2 separate regions of the Homo sapiens genome follow, and region 1 is linked to region 2. Evidence: chromatin contacts called from ENCODE Hi-C or POLR2A ChIA-PET data. All regions are on one chromosome and are shown on one strand. Each heading gives the region's core, a stretch centred on a gene start or an enhancer-like site at or near the end of the contact. The rest is flanking DNA. Distances are from core to core; before and after follow the strand shown. Region 1 has its middle 17 kb from the start of KLF2. Region 2 holds the start of FAM32A (family with sequence similarity 32 member A).

Region 1 (3,365 bases), core at 586-3,085, 160 kb before region 2:
GGCTGAAAAAGCAAAACTCTGTCTCAGGAAAAAAAAAATTATTCATTTATTTTATTTTATGTATGTGTTTATTTATTGAGACAGGGTCTCACTCTGTTGCCCAGGCTGGAGTGCAGTGGTGCGATCTCGGCTCACTGCAGCCTTCGCACCCCGGGCTCAAGTGATCCTCCCATTTCAGCCTTCTGAATAGCCGGGGCTATAGGCATGCAGCACCACGCCTGGCTAATTTTTGTATGTTTTCTAGAGATAGAGTCTCACTACTTTGTGCAGGCTGGTCACAAACTCCTGAGCTCAAGGGATCCTCCCAAAGTGTTGGGGTTACAGGTGTGAGCCACCATTCCTGGCCTAAATTTATTTTTAATTTATAGAAATTTTTATTCTTTTTTTATTTTTTTAGAGACAGGTTGTCACTATGTTGCCCGGGCTGGATTCAAACTCCTAGGCTCAAGCAATCCTCCCGCCTCGGCCTCTGGAGTAACTGGGCCTACAGGTGCATGCCACTGCATCCAGCTCCACTTTAACCACTTTTTTTTTAAAAAAACCACTTTCAAGTGCGTGGTTCAGCAGTGTTAAATATATTCACACCATTCTGCAACAGATCTCTAGAACTTTCTCATTTTGTGAAATTGACACTCTGTACCCATTGAGCAATTCCCCATAACCCCACTTCCGCCTCCTAGCCAGTGGTACTGGTTTTTGTTATTATTCATTCAGATGGGTATTATTCTTATTATTTTAGATGGAGTCTCACTGTGTCACCTGGGCTGTAGTGCAGTGGCACGATCTCAGCTCATGTAACCTCCGCCTCCCGGGTTCAAGCAATTCTCCTGCCTCAGCCTCCCGAGCAGCTGGGATTACAGGTGCCCGCCACTAAGCCCAGCTAATTTTTTTGTATTTTTAGTAGAGATGGGCTTTCACTATGTTGGCCAGGCTGGTCTCGAACTCCTGACCTTGTGATTTGCCCGCTTCGGCCTCCCAAAGTGCTGGGATTCCAGGCTTCAGCCACCGCACCCGGCCCAGATGAGTATTATTAAAGCTATGGTTACTGTCCAGGGATTGCTTTGAGCTTTTAGAGCAGGGCCTGTATATTCTAGCTCCACTACCCAAGAACCGACTGAGGGGCAGTTCTGTCTGTATTAACTAAGCTACTACATTATTCCTCATTATAGGAATGGAATCTCATTGTAAAGGAAACCGGTGTGGTGGAGGGGAAGTCCCAGCCCTGCGTCTCCATTCCGTGCCATTGTACGAAGGTCATGGGAGAGAAGGGGGCTCGAGTGTCCTGGGTGCCTTCTATGGACCAAGCACTTTCTCGACCACCATTCAGATGGTCACATCCAAGACCAAGATGTTCACTTGAATTCAGAGGCTTGGCCAGGGGACTTTCCATTTGACAGGGACAGATGCCATTGCCTCTCTGTGGCACTGCCTGGCTGCATCACGAGCTTGTCTCTGCTTCAACAGTGGTTATTTTTATAGCTGACAATGAGACTTACTGGAAATGGTTTGGCACTCATGCGTAGAAAGCGCCTGTATTTAAATTTGAGGAGTCGGAGTGCCTGGGCCCTGGAAGATGGGTGGTTCTTCAGGCCCTTGGCCAAGACCTTTAAGCCATAGAGCAGATCCCTTCCAGCCCAGGAAAAATTCCAGGGATTCTCAGCCTTTCTGAGGACTGGTTCTCTCAGAGCATCTGTTTGAAGCCTTGGAACTGTCATCCTTTCTCTTGTCTGAGGGCCCTCCAGCCCTCACGGCTCACCCCAGTCCATTCATGTTACGCAGCAGAGCTCTTGTCAGCTTGTAAAACTGAAACTCTGCCCCCACTAAATACTCATTCCCCATTTCCTCCTCCCCCAGCCCCTCGCACCCACCATTCTACTTCCTGTCTCTATGAATCTGATGCATGGACTCATACAGTATTTCTCTTTTTGTGTCTGGCGTATTTCACTTAGGATAGTTCCTGTTGGAGCATGTATGTGTCAGAATCTTTCTCTTTTTCTTTTCTTTTCTTTTCTTTTTTTTTTGAATTGTAGTCTTGCACTGCTGCCCAGGCTGGAGTGTAATGGCGTGATCTCGGCTCACTGCAACCTCCGCCTCCTGGGTTCAAACAATTCTCCTGCCTCAGCCTCCCGAGTAGCTGGGATTACAGGCACGCACCGCCACGCCCAGCTAATTTTTGTATTTTTAGTATAGACTGGGTTTCACCATGTTGGCCAGGCTAGTTTCGAACTCCTGACCTCATGATCCGCCCGCCTCGGCCTCCCAAAGTGTTGGGATTACAAGCGTGAGCCACCGCGCCCGGCCCTATAATCTCTTTCTTTTTAAAAACTGAATACTATTCCATTGTCTGGATAGATGGATAGACCACATTTTGTTTATCCATTCATTCATCAGTGGATACTCGGTCCAAACTTTATGTTATATTGACAAAATAACTGTATTAAAAATAGTAATGTGGCTGCGCATGGTGGCTCATGCCTGTAATCCCAGCATTTTAAGAGGCCAAGGTGGGTGGATCACTTGAGGTCAGGCATTTGAGACCCTTCTGGCCAACACAGTGAAACCCGTCTCTACTAAAAATACAAAAATTAGCTGGGAGTGGTGGCGGGCGCCGGTAATTCCAGCTGCTGGGGAGGCCGAGGCAGGAGAATCACCTGAACCTGGGAGGCGGAGGTTGCAGTTAGCCGAGATTGCACCACTGCACTCCAGCGTGGGCGACAGAGCAAGACTCCGTCTGAAAAAAAAAGTAACGTTTTACAACAGAAGCAACTTATTCTCAATTGCTTTTTTTACACCTTAAAATTGAGCTGAAATTCACATAACATAAAACTAACCATGAAGTGTACACGGTAGTGGCATTTCGTGCATTCACAATGTTGTGCAACCATCACCTCTGTCTAATTCCAGAACATTTGCATCCCCCAAGAGGAGACCCTGTCCCCATCAGCAGCCACTCCCCATTCCCCTCCCCCAGCCCCTGGCAGCCACTCATCTGCTTCCTGTCTCTCTGGATTTGCCTGTTCTGGGCATTTTGTATCAGTGGAATCTCACACTATGTGGGCTTTCGCGTCTGGCTTCTCTCACTCAGAATGTTTTGGGGGCTCATCCACATTGTAGCATGGATCAGTGCTTCATTCCTTTTCATGGCTGAATAATATTCCATTGTATGTATGGATCACAGTTTTCTTATTCATTCTCTAATGGACACTTGGGTTGTTTCTACTTTTTGGCTGTTATGAATAGTGCTTTGATGAACATCCCAATTGTTTTTTGAGACAGTCTCACTCTGTCGCCCAGCAGGTTGGAGTGCAGTGGAGCAATATTAGCTCACTGCAGCCTCTGCCTCCCGGGTTCAAGTGATCCCCCTG
Region 2 (3,281 bases), core at 686-3,185:
TGGGATTACAGGTGTGTGCCACCATGCCCGGCTAATTTTTGTATTTTTAGTAGAGACAGGGTTTCACCATGTTGGCCAGGCTGGTCTTGAACTCCTGACTTCGTGATCCGCCCGCCTGACTTGTTAAATCCTTACCACAACCCTGTGAGGCAGACTTTAGTGCTACTTTAAGTAATAGGTAGCCGGCTTGCCCAGGGTCACACCACTAATTTGTGGTAGAGGCAGAGTCAAACTCAGGTCTGTCATGCCAGAGGTAGTGCATCCATGTGTTTTCTGTATGCCTGAATTAGATCTGGGAGTAAGGAGTTAATTGTCCCCAAGGTCCATTTTCCCCAGTGTCACCGTACAGAATCACCTAGACCAGGGTTAGGGTTTCTCAGCCTCAGTGCTACTGACATTTGGAGCCGGATCACTCTTTGCTGCGGCAGGCTGTCCTGTGTATCGCAGGGTGTGTGGTGTCATCCCTGGCCTCTAGCCACTAGTTGCCAGTAGTCCCCACCCCAACCCAGTTGAGAACCAAAAATGTTTCCAGACATTGCCACATGTGCTTCGGGGTGGGAGTTTAGGGGGGTGGAGACTACCCCCAGGTGAGAATCACTGACCTACACTGATTATTCCCTCTCCCCAGCATAATGGACCCAGTTTCTGTCTTACTGTGAACTCTTCTGTTCTCCACTGCACACATTTATGGTGTTAAGAAAAAATAATTTATCGGAGCCTTATAATACAATACAAACAAAGTCGTCATGGGCATGGCCATTCAATATCAACAGCTGAGACTGGGTGCGGTGGCTCACGCCTGTAATCCCAGCACTTTGGGAAGCTGAGGCGGGCGGATCACTTGAGATCAGAAGTTCGAGATCAGCCTGGCCAACATGGTGAAACCGCATCTCTACGAAAAATACCAAAATTAGCCAGGTGTGGTGGCGGGCGCCTGCAATCCCAGCTACTCGGGAGGCTGAGGCAGGAGAATTGCTTGAACCCCGGAGGCAGAGGCTGCAGTGCTCTGACCCCGCCAAAAATAACTAATTTTTTAAAAAATACAGCATGTTTGAATCTGCCAAACAAAGTTGTCTTGGAAACAAACTTTGTGGTGACTTCGAGCGGCGAGCATGGCCATTTAATATCAAGAGCTGGCATCCACTGAACATGTATGCACTGCTTTTTACTTTCATGACTTCCTCTCAAGTTCCCAACCCTCTTAGAATAAGTTACTACCCTGACTCGTACAGAAGAGGAAACTTGAGGCACGGAAATAAGAAAGTCACTGGCCTAGTGTCGCAGGGCAAATAAGCCACAGCACTGGAATCCAAACCCGGGTCTCCAGCTCTGGCCTCCTTTCAACGCCAGTTCTAGCTCTCCCCTCTGCTGCCCACTCGGGCCAGCGGGGTCTTCTCATCCTTGGAGCTCCCCCGGCAGAGGGCGACTCTTCTCTCACTCACGTACAGCATCCTCTCCCCGTAATTAAGGTCTCCTCTGACCGCTCCCCTGCCCTCGGAGCGTCCCAGCCCTGACCCCAATTTCCAGTCTCCCGGCGCCGGGTGTTCCCGCCTCCCCGCCGCCTTCTGCTTCTGCTCACCCGCTTCTCCTGCATTTTCTCGAAGGCCGCCTGGGCCGGGGTCCGCTTGTCCAGGCCGCGCCGCTTCTCCTCCTCGTTCTTTTTGCTCGTTCCCATTGCTTCCAGGAGTTTCGCTTTGTCTTTGTCCTTCTTTTTCTTCTTCCTGGAAAAAGACATGAGGAGGCGGCGGGTCGGAGGATCAGGGCCAGGGGTCCCGAGAAAAGGTCTAAGGGGGATGAAGACGGAATCCCGCGGGCCCTCGGGCCTCACCGCTTGGTCACTCCCAGCTCTGCGACGCCTTTCAGCTTCAGGGGTCCCTTTTGGACCTGCTCGTAGGCCTCCATGACACTCTCCAGTGCTTCGGTAGCTGGAGTGCCACACTTCCTGTTTGCAAACACTATTTCCGCCCGAATGGCCGCCTCGCTTCTCTTTGATTGGCTGAGCTACAAGGTGAGCATGCGCTCTTGGTTCTGGACCCGGGCCACACTTCCGGGTAGTGGGCGGGACAGAGAGCCAAGCGAATGAGTGCCCTTCGATTCCTATCTGCTGCCACACTTCCGAATTTGGCGCCCACTTCCGGTCTCCCATTCTTCACACAGGGTGCTGGAAACCCAACCCCTTTTTGAGCGTTTTGCGCACTTTTGGGTGACCTGTTCTCTCTCCTTGATTTTTTTTTCTTTTTTAGAGACACGATCTTGGTCTGTCACCTAGGCTGGAGTGGAGTGGCGCGATCGTGGCTCACTGCAGCCTTGAACCCTTGGGCTCAAGAGATCCTCCCGCCTCAGCCTCCCCAGTAGCAGACTGCAGACGGGCGCCACTGAGCGCGGCTAATATTTTCATTTAAATTTTTTTGTCGAGATGGGGTCTCGCTGTGTTGTCCAGGCTGGTCTCGAACTCGTGGGTTCAAGTGATCCTCCTGCTTCGGCCTTCCAAAGCGCAGGGATCACAGGCCTGAGCCACGCCCCACCACCCCCGTTCTCTTTTATTGCCATATTTTGAGCGTTCACTGGATAGCTGAACCTAATTTTGTAAACCTAATCAGTATTCATTAATTTTTCAGCTTTAGGTAAATGACAATATCATGTGACAAGGTTGGTGGTATGTTAAAACAATTAAAAATCTATTTTATGCCGGGCGCGGTGGCTCACGCCTGTAATCCCAGCACTTTGGGAAAACGAGGTGGGCGGATCACGAGGTCAGGAGATGGAGACCATTCTGGCTAACACGGTGAAACCCCGTCTCTACTAAAAATACAAAAAATTACCTGGGCGTGGTGGCGGGCGCCTGTAGTCTCAGCTACTCGGGAGGCTGAGGCAGGAGAATCGCTTGAACCCGGGAGGCGGAGGTTGCAGTGAGCTGAAATCACACCACTGCACTCCAGCCTGGGCGACAGAGAGAGACTCCATCTCAAAAAAAAAGTACATATATATTTAAATCAGCACTTTGGGAGACCAAGGTAGGCGGTTCACGTGAGGTCAGGTGTTGGAAACCAGCGTGGCCAACATGGCGAAACCCTGTATCTACTAAAACAAAACAAAACAAAACACAAAAAGCAAAAATTAGCTGGGCATAGTAGCCTGCGCTTGTAGTCTCAGCTACTTGGTAGGCTGAGGCAGGAGAAGCGCTTGAACCCGGGAGTCGGAGGTTGCAGTGAGCCAAAATCGCACCACTGCACTCCAGCCTGGTCAACAGACAAAGACTCCGTCTCAAAAAAAAAAAAAAA

The links. A loop is a pair of places that touch in the nucleus more often than their neighbours do. ChIA-PET counts read pairs that join two places held with the same protein, here RNA polymerase II (POLR2A). Pooled maps may share reads with other maps.
Region 1: a pooled map shows a loop between it and region 2 (4-fold over the local background). The contact joins the enhancer-like site here to the promoter of FAM32A in region 2. A Hi-C loop is called at or near these places in 1 of 168 maps with a recorded cell type or tissue (breast epithelium) and 8 of 50 pooled maps. POLR2A ChIA-PET finds 5 or more read pairs at or near these places in 8 of 52 experiments (CD4-positive, alpha-beta T cell, CD8-positive, alpha-beta T cell, Caco-2 and 4 more).

The regions. Positions count from the first base shown.
Region 1 is chr19:16,340,612-16,343,976 of GRCh38, reverse strand. No RefSeq gene overlaps it. Among named protein-coding and RNA genes, the nearest start is that of KLF2, 17 kb to the right of the region's middle. RefSeq lists an enhancer at 1,167-1,396. Within about 2 kb of position 1,835, at least 21 of the 41 ENCODE cell types and tissues checked have a DNase peak (open chromatin) inside an H3K27ac peak, as active enhancers do; they include CD4-positive, alpha-beta T cell and CD8-positive, alpha-beta T cell, where a contact is called at or near this core.
Region 2 is chr19:16,184,064-16,187,344 of GRCh38, reverse strand. It overlaps FAM32A (family with sequence similarity 32 member A), which reads right to left and starts at 1,935. Exons shown (of 4, transcript NM_014077.4): 1 at 1,829-1,935; 2 at 1,580-1,721. The coding sequence starts at 1,902. RefSeq lists enhancers at 2,341-2,390, 2,293-2,928.